Regions from separate parts of the Homo sapiens genome. Here regions 2 and 3 are each linked to region 1. Evidence: read pairs that join two places in POLR2A ChIA-PET (ENCODE). Cell type or tissue: MCF 10A. All regions are shown on one strand.

Region 1 (5,000 bases):
GCTGGTCAGCCCTGGGGATCCTCGGCAGGGGATGGCAAACATGGACCCAGGGCGCCACCAAGCCTGGCTCCTGCAGCCAGGATAGACACCGCTAATCTACTGCGACATTCTTCTTCTCAGAGCCTACAGAAAAGCTGAGAATCCTTCTTGGGCTGGTGCACTCAACGGGCACCACCCATCAATAGAAACGGAAATGTGTCTGCTATCTCAATGTTGTCAAGTTGCCACATGCATGACATTCTCTGAATTTTCCATCAGCATTTAAGACCCACTTCTGTGAGAAGAACTGAGCTACATAAAAATGGACCCAGCACGGTGGCTCACGCCTGCAATCCCAGTGCTTTGGGAGGCCGAGGTGGGAGGATCACTTGAGGGCAGGAGTTTGAGACCAGCCTGGCCAGCATGATGAAACCCCACCCCTACTAAAAATACAAAAATTAGCTGGGCGTGGTGGCACGTGCCTGTAGTCCCAGCTACTTGGGAGGCTGAGGCACTAGAATTGCTTGAACCCAGGAGGCAGAGGTTGCAGCAAGCCGAGATCGTGCCATTGCACTCCAGCCTGGGCAACAAGTGAGACACTGCCTCAAAAAAAAAAAAAAAATGTACTCAGCACAGTGGCTCATGCTTGTAATCCCAGTGCTTTGGGAGGCCAAGTGGGAGGATCACTTGAGACCAGGAGTTTGAGATCAGCCTGGGCAACAGAGTGGCCCTGTTTCTACAAATAATAATTTTAGGCTGGGCGCAGTGGCTCACGCCTGTAATGCCAGCACTTTGGGAGGCCGAGGCGGGTGGATCGCGAGGTCAAGAGATCGAGACCATTCTGGCCAACATGTTGAAACCCCATCTCTATTAAAAGTACAAAAATTAGCTGGGTGTGGTGGCGCTTGCCTGTAGTCCCAGCTACTCAGGAGGCTGAGGCAGGAGAATTGCTTGAACCTGGGAGGCGGAGGTTGAAGTGAGCTGAGATGGCGCTACTGCACTCCAGCCTGGCGACAGAGCGAGACTCTTTCTCAAAAAAAAAAACAAAAACAAAAACCAAAAAACAAACAAACAAAAAATAATAATAGTAATAATTTTAAAAATTAGCCAGATGTGGCTACATGCTCTTGTAGTCCCACCTACTCAGGAGGCTGAGGCGAGAGGATCACTTGAACCTAGGAGTTTGAGGCTGCAGTGAGCTATGATCACGCCACTGTACTCCAACCTGGATGACAGAGCAAGACCCTGTCTCAAAAAAAGAGAAAAAAAAGTCTGACAGAGACTCACAGTCCAGCAAGGTGCCAGGCAAGTTGGGGCAAGAGAAAGGATCATAAGCCCTTTGTTGAAGCTGCTTATGATGTCCCTGGGAGGGGCAGGACATATACATGAACTGAGGGGTTCAGCAGGGGCTGGGCAGAGCAGCTCTGGTGGGTGGCCCCCATCACGGATGGACAGAGAGGAGGCAGAGCAGGCAGGGACTGGGGGAAGCAGGAGCACCCAGAGCAGACCCCCAGGTGAAGGAGCCCGGGGCTCAGGAGATGCATTTGGGAGATGGAGGCCAATGACAAAGACACAACTGCGAGGTGCTACCACCCTGGAGCAGCTGAGCTGGGCAGGAGAAGAACCATCCACAGTGCTAAAAGTGGGCCACAAGGTCCTCCATGATGACAGAGTGGGCCTGGACAGTGTGCAGGGGAGAGCATCCAAGCCCTACACTTTCCCATCTTTTCTCCCAGTCTGACCCAAAGCTCGCTGGAGAAAGGAGAGGGCCAAGCAGGGAAGGAGGGAGGTTGGGGAAGGGACACAGCAGGCTCTGGCTGTCTGGAGCCACCCCCACTCTACATTGAGAGGACTCTGGCCCCTGTTGAAAGATTTGTCATCACTGCTTAGGTCGGGGCAATGACATGACTTGGAAAGAAGCAAATGGTTTCCAACGAAGAAAATTATACAGGATCAGGGGGCTTGGGGAAATGCATGGCGATGTGAGGTCTGGGACAAATCAACGTAGATTCGAAAAGAAAATGGAAAAGCTGTGGTGGTGAGAAACACCCCTGTGCCTGCCACTCCAGGGAAGAGCTGTGGCGTCTCTGGCTCAGGAGTGCAAGCAAAGGCCTTGGAAACAGCAACTTTGGCAGGGGGCCCACACCTTAACTCCCTTCTCCTCACTTGCTTCTTCCATATTAAAAACACAGCTCTAATGAATCACCACATTCTAGCTCTTTTTCCTATCTCCCAGTGCTAAGACGTTTCCAGTAGGAGAGCTGACCTGGAGCCAAACAGCAATTCCTCCTGGTGTGCATGACTCATTGGAAAAAGTGTCTCATAGGCTATTAAAAGAGTGGGGGAGGGCGGGTAAAACATTTGGGTTCAAAGCAAATTATATGGAAACTAAACACAGTACATATAATTCCGACACTGAATGCTGCTTTCCTCAAATAACAAGACAGAGAAAGAAGTGGGCTCTTTACTTAACGCAGCGCACAGATGTTCTGTTCCAGAAATGAATTACGTGCTTCAAAACAATGCAAATGAAACTTGGCTTAAACAGGTCACTACGTGAAGACGTGTTTATCTGCTAAACTCACACATGCAAAAGAAATGAAGCATCTTTACTTCCACTTCCTTAAACTCGCCTCGTCATGCTTGGAAGCCCTCATTCCTGAGGCTGTGGGGACCAGAAACACAAACCTAACAAGGTAATACCACCAGTTACTTCCACAGAAAAAGTGAGTTTTATTCAACCTAAGAAAGCTGATTTTTTTTTTTAATGAAGTTTTAAAGGCCAGGGTAGTGTGGTCATTTTCCTGAAGAGAGGAGTACCTTTTGCCTCATGCCTGTTACTGGACACAGCAAGTTCCCAGAAGCACCTGATTATCTCATAGTACAACACCTACATGTTGTTTACTTTTCCAGGTAATTTGGTGGTTTGAAAGCATCCTATAATCTTAGGCCCTATTAAAAAAACAGTGCCCTCTGAATGATGCTATGAAAAATTATATCACTGATGGTTTTCCCCCGTGATATTATGAGCAGTGTTTGTACATTTCAGTATTTGTGTATTTCATCAATCAACACTAAGTTATATTACCTCTTAAAAAATGTCATCACGGTTTCATAAGTCGGAATTGCCTGAATCTTGTAGTTCAGTTGCAAGAAGACCCACAAAAGCATTGTTTTCAGAAGATGGAATTCACTAAAGGTAAATAACCTGGCCAAAATAAAAAGATTGAGAAGAAATTTCAGAAATAGCACAAAATCACGCTGCTTGTAAGAAGCTGGTTAGAATGAGTTTGGGAATGAGGTGACACCACATTTGAGTCTGAAGGTAGCCTCAGACATCAAGCAGGTAAACAGCTTACTCAAGGCCACTCAACTGGGAAATGGCAGAGCTAGGATTTGAATCTCAGCAGCCTGACACTAGGGCCTGTGTTTTCACCCACCCTCTGTGCCCCGCAAAACAATGATCGTCATTTAATGAGCTCTTACTATGTGCCAGGTGTTCCCAAGATGTTTTCTGTAGATTTTTTCATTTAATTCCACACAACCATCCTGCAAAGTTAGGATATAGTCCTTACTTTTATAGATGTAGAAATTGAGATTAACCCTACATTTATTTAAAATTTTAGTGTTTTGTTCATCATGGCATTTTTTGGCATCAATTTTAATTCTAATATATTACACTAAAATAGACTGCATCTCGATGACTAAGTTTTTTCATGCTCCCTTAAATTTCGCACCAAGGTGCCTCACTCACTTCACCTTAGCTCTGGCCATGATTGAGGGCTGAAACCTGAATAACTTATCCAAGGTCACACAATTCTGGGCTCAGACCTGGGTATAGGGCAGGTTAGAATCTCAGTTCCTCACCAGACTGGCTGTGGAACCTCCTGTGAGTTGCTTAACTGCCCCGCAGCTGCAATGTCCTCATCTGTGAAAGTGTGATCACAGCAGCTGCTCAGAGGAGAGTGGTACAGAGTGGATGAGGTGAGTGGATGAGTTTCCTATCGCTCCAATAACAAATTGTCACAAACCAAGTGGTTCGAAACAACACGAATTTATTTTCTCATCATTCTGGAGGTCAGAAGTACCAAACAAGGTAAGATCAAGTTGTCAGCAGAGCTGTGTTCCTTCTAGAGGCTCAAGGGAGAATTGTTTCCTTGCCTTTTCCAGCACCTAGAAGCCACCCACATTCCTTTGCTTATGGCCCTTTTCTCAGTCTTCAAGTCAGCAGTTCAGCATCTTCAAATCTCTCTATGGTTCTGACTCTTTGGCTTCCCTCTTCACATTTACAAGGTCCTTGTGATCACCATGGGCCCACCCAGGTCATCTAGAATAAGCTCCTCATTTTAAAGCCCGCGGACACTATTCACAATAGCAAAGACATGGAATCAACCTAGGTGCCCATCAGTGGTGGACTGGGTAAAGAAACCATGGTACATATACACCATAAAATACTATACAGCCATGAAAAAGAGTGAAGGCATGTCATTTGCAGCAACATGGGTAGAGCTGGAGGCCATTATCCTAAGCAAATTGACACAGGAATAGAAAACTAAATACTGCATGTTCTCACTTGTCAGTGGGAGCTTAAACATTGAGTACACATGGACACCATTAAGGGAACAATAGACACAGGGCCTACCTGATGGTGGTGGGTAGGAAGAGGGCGAGGATTGAAAAACTATGTATAGGGTTGTACTGTTCTGTTGTTGAATTGCTACAAAGAAATATCTGAGACTGGGTAATTTGTAAAGAAAAGAGGTTTACTTGACTCACAGTTCCATGGGCTGTACAGGAAGCATGATGCTGGCATCTGCTTGGCTTCTGGAGAGGCCTCAGGAAACTTACCATCTTGGCAGAAGGTAAAGGGGGAGGAGGATGTCACACAGCCAGAGCAAGAGCAGGAGAGAGCAAGGCAGGAGGTGCCACACCCTTTGAAATGACCAGATCTCAAGGGAACTCACTCACTATCAGGAGAACAGCACCAAGAGGATGGTGCTAAGCCATTAGTGAGAAATCCA
Region 2 (5,000 bases), 200 kb before region 1:
CCACTATCTGGCCAACTTGCTTATAATGGGTATTGCAACTCAGAATGCAGTTCCTATAGGGGTGGGCGGAATGTTTCTGTTAAGAGGCACTTCCTTTGTGTGGTTGCCACTATAACTGTAGCTCTTATATAGCTCAGCGTCAAAACGCTGTCATGGTCCTTCATGGGCTAGCACAAGGGTCTGCAAACTTTTTCTGTAAAGGGCTCCATAGGAAATATTTTAGGCTTTGCAGTACATATGGTCTCTGTTGAAGCTACTCAACTCTGCTGTTCCAGCACAAAAGCCACCATAGATGTCATAAACCAAATTACAGTGGACACTGAAATTTGAATTTCATACAAATTTAACATGTCACAAAATACTATTCTTATTTCAGGATTTTTTCAACCATTTAAATGTTCTCATAAGTGGGAACTAAGCTACGAGGACACAAAGGCATAAGAATGATACAATGGACTCTGGGGACTCAAGGGGAAAGGCTGGGACAGGGATGAGGGATAAAAGACTACAAATTGGGTTCAGTGTACACTGCTTGGGTGATGGGTGCACCAAAACCTCACAAATCACCACCAAAGAACTTACTCATGTAACCAAATACCACCTGTTCCCCCAAAAACCTATGAAAATAAAAAATAAGTAAAAATAAAAATAAAATGCAAAAACTATTCTTAGCCCACAGCTCCATATAAAAGCAGGCAGTGGGCCAGATCCAGCCCCCAAGGCACATTTGCTGGTCCCTGGTCTCGCACTTTTCTCTGGATATTCCGCCAATACAGGTAACAAACCCTGATGGATGGTTGAGCTACTTCTTGTCATGTTACTTTGATATCACTTGGGTTATTTTTCTGGAGGTGTTGACAGGTATGGGCCTAATTGTCAGAGACATTCTGGAAGACTCCAGGAAGAGAAGGGTCCTGAAGCCTAGAAAAGGACCACCAAGTGAGGGCTTGGGGACACTGTTCCTGAAACCCTCTCTCTGGCCAGCCGGGCCATCTCAGAGACTCATTACGAGTCTGCTATTGCTCTGTCCATCTGGAGGGTCCTCGTGGAGCAAGGACTTTTGAAGACAGAAGGCACCCTCCTATGGATGAGTCCCGAGCCGAGCCAGGTCGGAAGGCCTGGCCAGCAGGAATGACAAGCAACGTCCGACCACGTCTGTCAAGGATCAACATAATCATCTGAGCCAGTAGAAAAGGAACAGCGCTCCCTCTTCCTGCTACCCCCACAGGAACAACAAGAATATTGGGAAAAGAGAAAACGACTCCAACTCACGCTTCTGCTGGGGTATCAGGAATTACTTCAATTATATACGCTCCTGAGATCACGTCTGGGAAGTCCCGGTGCCGGTCCTTCAGCTCTTTGGCTTTGCTGCTCCAGAGAAAAAGCACCCGTGTTAGTGTGAAGAAACACCAGGCCTTCCTCACGCAAAACTCAGCTCTCACCAGTTCCCGTCTTCTCCTTAGGTCTAAGGTAAAATTCCTCCAGGAATTCTGATCCTATTTTAAAATTAAAATTGCCTGTCTACCAGAGTCAAAGATTTACTTGGTAACAGCAAGGAAAGTGCTTTATTATTTATTTATTTTTTTTATTTATTTTTTTTTTTTTGAGACAGAGTCTTGCTCTGTCGCCCAGGCTGGAGTGCAGTGGTACGATCTCAGTTCACTGCAACCTACATATCCCGGGTTCAAGCAATTCTCCTGCCTCAGCCACCCGAGTAGCTGGGATTACAGGTGCCTGCCACCAAGCCCGGCTAATTTTTTATATTTTTAGTAGAAACAGGGTTTCACAAATTGGCCAGGCTGGTCTCGAACTCCTGGCCTCAAGTGATCTGCCCGCCTTGGCCTCCCAAAGTGCTGGGATTACAGATGTGAGCCACCGCACCCAGCCATCATCATTGTTATTATTTCTTAATTAATAGTAGCTATTACTAAGGAGTCAGTAAAGTACAGTGGTTGGCCTGGTTTGCAGCCCTAGCTCGGCCATTTGCTAGCTGTGTGACCTCGGACAGTTGCTTAACTTCTCTGTGCCTTCATTTCCTCACCTGCAAAATGGGGATAATAACAGTACCCTACAACATGAGTTGTGAGGATCAGATGAGATCATCCCAGTAAGGCACCTGGCCCAGTACGTGTGATACATAGTGGCTGGCATCACTGTGGCTGGTGACCCCTGCCACCACTCCCTGATCTGAGCCTGGCCACACATCAGAAGCACCTGCGCTGTCATCCCTATCCTGAAGAGGAGGAAACTGAGGCACTCAGGGGTCATATCGTTCCCAAGGTCACAAGGCAGGACATATCAGAGCAGGGACAGGAACCCAGGAAGCTGGGCACCAAGGGCTTACCATCTTTCCCTACACCTCGTAGTTCCAAAGGCAAACAACTGAGGGGACACTTTAACCTTGACAAATGGCTCCATCTTCTGGAGTGCTAAGAAAGGGACCACCATTCATAACATGTATCAAAATATATTAATACTTTCACAGTGAGTGAATCATTAATTCATCATAGTAATGAACACATTAATCTATCTGTTACTATATTCTAGTCTTTACCTACTTTACCTCTGACAGTTTTAGCCATGCCAGGTGAGTCTACTACCAGGACTCATGAGATTACACCAGAATTTTTCATCCAGTTTAGAACACCAGGATGCCATGAGCCTGCCAACCACAGGCCGCAATTCCACCAGCTCGGGGAAAACAAGCACATCAGTCATTCACTTCCCTGCGCTGGACCTGCCCTGGCATTCCTGGAGCCGCGGCCCACGAGCTGCAGAGCAACGAAAGCAGAGTGCCTAGAGCTGCGGGAGGGGCTTGGGGCCCTCCTGGAATGTGGGTTTCAACAGAATGTGGGGTAAGGAAGACGTGAGCCAGAGTGAATCAACAGCCCCACCACGCACACACTGTTCAGGCCTGCCTTCAAAGAGGAGGGCAGAACCTTCTACACCGGAGGGCCTGCTGCCAGTGAAGAAAACCAGCTCAGAATGCAAAAACACAGGTTAAAACCAAACAAAGGGGCCAAGGCTAATGACCTGTCCTCTTTCCCGATGCTACTTCATTATAAGCAGAAACTGAGACGTCTTAAGGCAGCATAAGGTTTCTCTTTCAGGGGTGCCCGTGAGCACCTTCTGAAGTTCAGGTTTATTAAAATTTAAGACACAGACACGCATCCTGTTTACCCACCTGGACGTGAGTGACATCATTCGGATACCAATATACTTCTTCTTGGTGATGGCTTTTCCTGGTGAGACAACAAAGGGACAGCAGAAGGTCAGCCCAGTTGGTGGGGGTGCTGGGGACACCAGGGGCCGGGGGCCCAATCCCCCAGGTTGCAGGAAGGGCCACAGAAGGGTACACTGAGGTTGCGGCTCAAATCCTGGTCTGGACCCCTCCCCTCTGGGGGACCTTGGGAAAGTCCCATTGTTTCAATTAATGGTCAGGTACCTGGGCATGACCCTTAATTCCTCATGGCCTCATCCTGACAGCTGGCCCTTCCCCAAGCTTGCTCTACCCCCCATATATATCTGGAATGTGACCCCTCTGTCCCACCTCCACTGCCACCACCCTTGTCTGAGACCCCAGCATGTCTCATCCAGATGGCTGGGAGAGCCCCTTAACCGGTCCCCAACTTCCAGCAACCCCTCCAGCAGACTCCCCGCAGCCATCAGAGTGTCCTTTCAGTGACATCAATCAGATCATAAACTTCCCTGTTCTTAAATGTCGTTAGGATGCAACCCAGGTCCCTCACCACGGCCTGCTGTGAGCCTGCTCGCCCGGCCTTGGCCTCTTTCCACCCCGGGGAACTCCATGCTGTCACTGTGCTCCGGCCCTCAGGCCACTTCAGGGGCCTTGTGCTCACTCAACTATGCTGAGTCCTCTGTCTTTCCTTCTGGAGTGTTCCCCCCACATCCCTGCCCGCTGGTTCCTCCTCACTCAGACCTCAGCTTGGAAGGCATTTCCTGGCCACACCATCTCCACCAGCTGCCCCTCCAGTCGCTCCCTTGACGGCCACCCTGATCCGTTTTCTTGGGAGCACTAATAGTATCTTATGTGTTTGATTATTTACTGTCAGCCTTCCCATCCCCCAACAGAACATAAAAGTCACACCGGCAAAGGCCCCTGTTGAGCCCCAGGCCCCAGTTGAGCTGTCCACTGCCAAGCTCCCTGCTTGACTTAGAGCAGATGGGGCAATAAACGTTTGCAGAATGATCTCCCTGAACCGTTTTCTCATCAGCAAAATGGGACTAGTAATTCCTAACTGATAGGGCAAAAGAATTAAGTGACATACATAAAGAAAGTGAAATAATGTACACAAGTCACCTAGGATCATGCCTGGTACATATTAGACTGACTCAAGTGACATTGCCATGATCAGAGGACAAAAATGGTGAAATGTCTGTGACCTTCTGCGAGGGATTTAGTAATGTGCATTCCCGTTCACTTCTGGATCAGAGACGGCTTGGCTAGTCCTAGGGGCTGCCGCTTTTCCCTTCCCCAAGTCCCAAAGGGCAGCTGAGCTTCAGGCCCCATCTCCGGAGTCCCCAGGGCTGTGTGGGCCTTGCCTACCTTTGGCCTGTCGGTCATGGGACTCCGTGAGGAACTTTTTAATCTTATCAGATGGGATTGCAAAGGAGATTCCAGCTGTCACTTTCAAAGTGTTAATTCCAATCACTTCACCGTCCTGAAAAGCAAGAAGGACACGGCTTACTGAATCGTGAAGCTTTACCGGCAGGTACACACCCAGAGAGAATATGCCTGAAAGAAGTCCCTGAGCTATTTCAGAGATCGAAGTGGGGAGATGCAAGGAGGGGATCCCCGTGGCAGCAGGGAGAGAGGCATCAGGACACCCAGGCAGCGCGAGCCACGCGCAGCTGTGGAAGAATCGCACATACTCCAGGTCGGCACTGGGTGCTCACCTCACGGTAAGCACAGATAGTTTCAAAATGCACGATATGATTTGCTCCTGTTTCACAAGGAATACGTTTCCAAAGGCTCAAAC
Region 3 (5,000 bases), 56 kb before region 1:
GCGGTGGCTCACGCCTGTAATCCCAGCACTTTGGAGGCTGAGGCATGTGGATCACTTGAGGTCAGGAGTTCAAGACCAGCCTGGCCAACATGATGAAACCCCATCTCTACTAAAAATACAAAAATTAGCCAGACGTGGTGGTGCACGCTTGTAATCCCAGCTACTTGGGAAGCTGAAGCAGGAGGATCGCTTAAACCCAGGAGGTGGAAGTTGCAGTGAGCCAAGATTATGGCACTGCTCTCCAGCCTGGGTGACAGACAGAGCAAGACTCTGCCTCAAAAAAAAAAAAAAAGGCGATGAACACATCTGTCACCCCCAGAACTGCCCTCTGCCCCTTTATCATTCCCCCTGACTACCTTCTCCACCCCAACCACAACCACTGGTCTGCTTTCTGTTACTACAGTTTGCATGTTCTACAACTTTCTGTAAATGGACTCATACAGTATGTACTCTTTTATGTGTGGCTTCCTTGGCTCAGCCTGAGTATTTTGAGATTCCTCTGTGTTCCATGTATCAGTTCATTCTTCTCTGTTGCTGGATAGTGCTCCCTTGTGTGGATACACCACAGTTTGTTTCTCCATTCACCTGTTGGAGGATATTGGGTTGTTTCCTCTCCTGTGTCTTTTTTCACGTTGCTTCCTCTGCCCAGAGTGGGTTTTTCCTTCAGCCCCACCCCACCCCCTAACCTCCCACAAATAAAATCTGCCTACACCAGAACACAAACATTAACTCCAATCAAAACTCATTGACTCTGAGACATCTTTCTGAGCTTACAGAAGTGGCCCTCTCTCCTCTGCAACCCCACTGCTCCCCATTTTTAGATTATAGTGGTGTTTTCCCCTGGGGATCATGATTTCCTCAAGAGCAGGCACCATGTCTTAATTACCTCAATAGTGTCAGCCACTAGTACAGTGTCCAGGATGAGAGATGGGGCGATGGGGGCGGGGGTCATCAAGGGATAGTGGCATGGTGGATGAGCCTGGGGGCAAATCTGGCTTTCAGAAGGGAGGTTGGCAGAAACAAGGCAAGCCCCAGGCCTGGAAAGGGACTGGAGACCCCTATGGACAGTCTGACAGGAAATCCAGTGGAACAAACTCAGCTTGAATGTGATGTGCAGTTGCCCAGGGCTCACTCCTGGTAGCAGCTCCAGGTGACTTAATTCTAAGCCCCTAGGCTTCACATCAGATGCTGAGCCCCAGGCCTGGAAAGGGACTGGAGACCCCTATGGACAGTCTGACAGGAAATCCAGTGCAACAAACTCAGCTTGAATGTGATGTGCAGTTGCCCAGGGCTCACTCCTGGTAGCAGCTCCAGGTGACTTAATTCTAAGCCCCTAGGCTTCACATCAGATGCTGAGCCCCATATGGCCCCTGTGGAGATGGGCTTAAGAGCCTGGGAGAATGGAGCCCCTAGGTGGGGCATAAGTGAGCCCACCTACAAGGGACTGGCGGCTGGAGTCCTGGCATGGCCCTGAGCTCCATCGTGGGCACTGCTACATGGCCCTGATCTCTCCATTACTGCCCCCCTTCCACTGGGGAATGTGGAGCTGCCCAGAAAGCTGGTCAAAGGGGACCATTCTGGGATTCATTGTGGGATTCCTTCTCTGATTTCTCTTGTCCTTTCTCTTGTCAATTAAATAAGCCCATCAGTATAGTTCTCAATCCAGTATGGCAACCCAGCAGCACCACTCAGAAAGCCTAATGTCCTGGTTCAATAGTTCTCCATCCATTTAGGCTTTTTGTCCTGAAGATATGATTGGCACATTGTTTAGGAAAACTGCTCTAAAAATATGAAAATGATTGATCTTTTGCAAAGACCTAAATGATCACATCTCTGCGATCTAAGCTCTTTGGCCCATGATGCTGTTGCAAAGGGTGCTGTTGGTGCCGGACAAACCCGAGTTCAAATCGACTGCTTGCTGGCTTGTGGAACTTTGAGCCACCGGCTAAAGGGTTCTGAGCTTCGGTTTCCTCCTTGGGCAAATGATCCCTCTGCTGCATAGAAGTTGTGAAGATGGGACTTAGAACACAATAAGTGCTCAGTAAGTGGCTTTTATTATGGTGTCTATTGGGCCATTAGAGGAGTTACACACCCACGCCTGCCCAGGCCTGTTTCTGGGTTCAGCATCTTTACTTCCTAACGACAAGTGAGCTTTTCTCTGGAAGCTCTCCTGGTTATCCTGAAATGCCCTTCTCTTAATTCTGGGGCCCACATGCTGCCTGCCAGACTGTTTGTTTTGGATGGAAGAGGCCAGCCAGGGAGTGGCGGGCCTGCCCATACGGTTCCTTGAAACAAAAGTTGCTCCCTGAGTCACTGCTGGGAGAAGCCACTGCATCCAGGCACCTACACAGACATGTTAGAGGTAGGATGCCCTGTGGGCAGGGCTGCTGGGGGTCGGCCAGGTGCACAGACAGAGGGACAGGGACAGAGGGCCCTGTAAACCAGGCAAAGGGTGTGGGTTTTATCCTGAAGAAATGGAGAGGGGATATTGAAGAGTTTTAGATAAGAGAGAGACACAGTCAGATTTGTGGATTACTTAAGTCCCCTGGACTCTTTGAGCAGTCTTTCTGGAAGGTGAGGCCCCACCTACATTCCATCTTCCTTTGCCCAACACAGGTGTCCTGCTGTAGCCAAACCCCTAAACAGACTCTACACCTCTGCCTCATTTGGAGTGCTCTCCACCTGGCAACATTCCCTAGTCCTTCAAGCCTGGCTTGGCTCTCTCTCCTTTATAAATCCTCCCCTGCCCCCAGCACATGATCATCACCCCCTCCCGAGAACCCAGGGTTCTTTCCCATATACCCAGTAAACAGAGCCACTCAGAACTTGCTACTCCATGTGGCTAATTCTTGGAGCACACAATGCTGTGGAAAGAACAAAACCTTTGCATTCAGAAGACCTGAGTTCAAGTTCTAATTTTGTCCTTAGCCACCGTGTGGCCTCCAGCATCTCACAACCTCCCTGAGCCACGCTCTCCTCATTTGCACAGTAGGGCAATATGATGCATCTCCCAGGATTGTGGTAAGTATCACAGGAATACCAAAGCACTTTGTAGATAGTGATGATAAACAGAAACTGGAAAAGACATGGGCTAAAGAGCTAGGAAGACCTGGGTTGGAACCTTGGCTCTGTCTCCTACTGGTTGACTGTCTCTAGACAGGTCATCCAGTTTCTCTGGCCTTACTTTCCTCCTCTGTAGGTGGGAAGCATAATACTTGCCTCTGGGATTAATGTGAAAATCAAATACGTTAAGAGGTTGGCACTGTACCTGGCACATAGTAATCTGGCAATGGATGTTAGTGCCCTTCCCTCCTTGCTCCCAAAAGACAGTGCTTTGGATATTGGAGTACATATGCATCTATTGATTGCCTGGCTAGTTTAATTCTTGACTGACCAAATGAAAGGATGGATGGATGGGTGGATGGAGGAATGGGGAGATGGGTGGATGGAGGGATGGATGAATGAGAAGATTGGTGGACAAATGAATGTCTAACTGAATAACTGAATGAATGAATCAATGGATGGATGACCAAACTGATAGTTGAATAAAACCAAGGAGCAAATGAGTGCCTGAATGAATGAACAATGAATGGAGAGAATGAGTCACTGAATGCAGGACAGGATAGACATAGTGGTAAATGACTGTTCTCCTGTGGCCCTGAGGCCAACCCCGCTGGTCTGGCCTCTGTGGTGTGTTTAAAGCACTAGTTACCATCAAGGGCCTCCCCCTGTGGCAGACAGATGTCCCTGCCAGGTAACCAGGGTAACAAAGTTCCTGAAGAGAAGCAGCTTCTGGTTTCTTTGAAAGTGCATCCGGGCCTATCTTGGTAACAAAGGCAAACATTCTGGGGCTATGTGGACCAGAGGAAGTGCCCACTCCAAGCTGCCACTGGAGAAGAACATCAGCCCAGGTGCCCTCCCATCCTGAGGTGGGGCTGTCCTTTTGCAGCCACCAACCTCCTTCTGGGAAAGAAAGAACATCATTTGCTTCATTAGTGAAGATGAAACTGACATCAGCAAGCCAGGGAAGCAGGTTAGAATCCCAGGAAGAGGGAGTCTGGAGGTGGGGCACAGCCCTCATCCTACCATCTGTGAACCTGTGGGTTGGAGATGGCTCTGTCAGTCACCGCATCACCCTCATTTGGCATGTCTGCAAGGCACCCCAACTGAGGAGCCATTCACAAGTGCTGCCTCTCATAGCCATGCTAGGAGGGAGGCAGCAAGGGAGTGCCAGCTTCTCTTTCCACCCTTATACAGATAAGGAGCCCCCTCCATGGGAAAAGACGTGCTCAAGGTTAGGGAGTGACAGCGGAGCCTGAGCAATCCCCTTGAGTCTCTTGATGCCCCCATCTTCTCTACAGGCTCACAGGATAAAGCTGAGACCCAGTTCCAATTCAATTAAAGCTTCCTATCAACTCATTGAACAGTCAGTCAGTTCTGCAAGCCACGCACCTGCACCTGCTGCCTGAGTCTCTCAACTAGAGCCCTTTGCATCTTTGCACCTAGACTTTTACTTCTTTAAGGCAATGGACTTGTTATGTCTTCTTTGATGATGGACCCTCAGACAAGTGGAGCAAAACCAAAGTACTGTGTGGGCCACACTGTTTTAGATTCAGTTTTGCACATGTAGTTTCATTTAGAGCTTGGTACAACCCTGCCAGGTGTGTGTCCCATTTTACAGAGGAGGAAAGAGGAGCATATTATGCACCTAGGAAATGGAAGAACTGGGACTCAAGGTCTAGCATTTCCTGCCATGTCTACCATGACAATCTTAAAAGACACAAAAGAGTGCTGGGCTTAACAGAAACACACACACAAACACACACACACACACACACACACACACACACACACACACACACACCACAGTTCAACTTAACATCATAATCCTGCACACACAAATTCCCCACTGGGAAAATCAAAACAAATCCTTGCTCTTCAAAATGAAGAAAAATGCCATCAGATTTCCATGTGTTTATCTAATTAACCTGCATGAAAGG

What was found. ChIA-PET counts read pairs that join two places held together with the same protein. Peaks named below come from ENCODE experiments on the same cell type or tissue, not always from the same donor. Only the 100,000 strongest peaks of a DNase experiment are listed, where the experiment ranks them.
Region 2: POLR2A ChIA-PET joins it to region 1 with 6 read pairs; 1 of 35 experiments calls an interaction of 5 or more read pairs at or near these places.
Region 3: POLR2A ChIA-PET joins it to region 1 with 6 read pairs; 14 of 35 experiments call an interaction of 5 or more read pairs at or near these places.

Annotation. Positions count from the first base shown.
Region 1 is chr10:122,305,376-122,310,375 of GRCh38, reverse strand. BTBD16 (BTB domain containing 16) reads right to left here. Exons shown (of 16, transcript NM_144587.5): 10 at 3,068-3,187. Among named protein-coding and RNA genes, the nearest start is that of BTBD16, 37 kb to the right of the region's middle. RefSeq lists an enhancer at 2,368-2,437. In MCF 10A, no CTCF peak of the experiment used is centred here; a DNase peak (open chromatin) is centred at 2,205.
Region 2 is chr10:122,508,338-122,513,337 of GRCh38, reverse strand. It overlaps HTRA1 (HtrA serine peptidase 1), which reads right to left. Exons shown (of 9, transcript NM_002775.5): 6 at 4,568-4,682; 7 at 3,185-3,242; 8 at 1,273-1,368. Among named protein-coding and RNA genes, the nearest start is that of HTRA1, 49 kb to the right of the region's middle. In MCF 10A, no CTCF peak of the experiment used is centred here; a DNase peak (open chromatin) is centred at 2,777.
Region 3 is chr10:122,361,530-122,366,529 of GRCh38, reverse strand. No RefSeq gene overlaps it. Among named protein-coding and RNA genes, the nearest start is that of PLEKHA1, 11 kb to the left of the region's middle. In MCF 10A, no CTCF peak of the experiment used is centred here; a DNase peak (open chromatin) is centred at 2,269.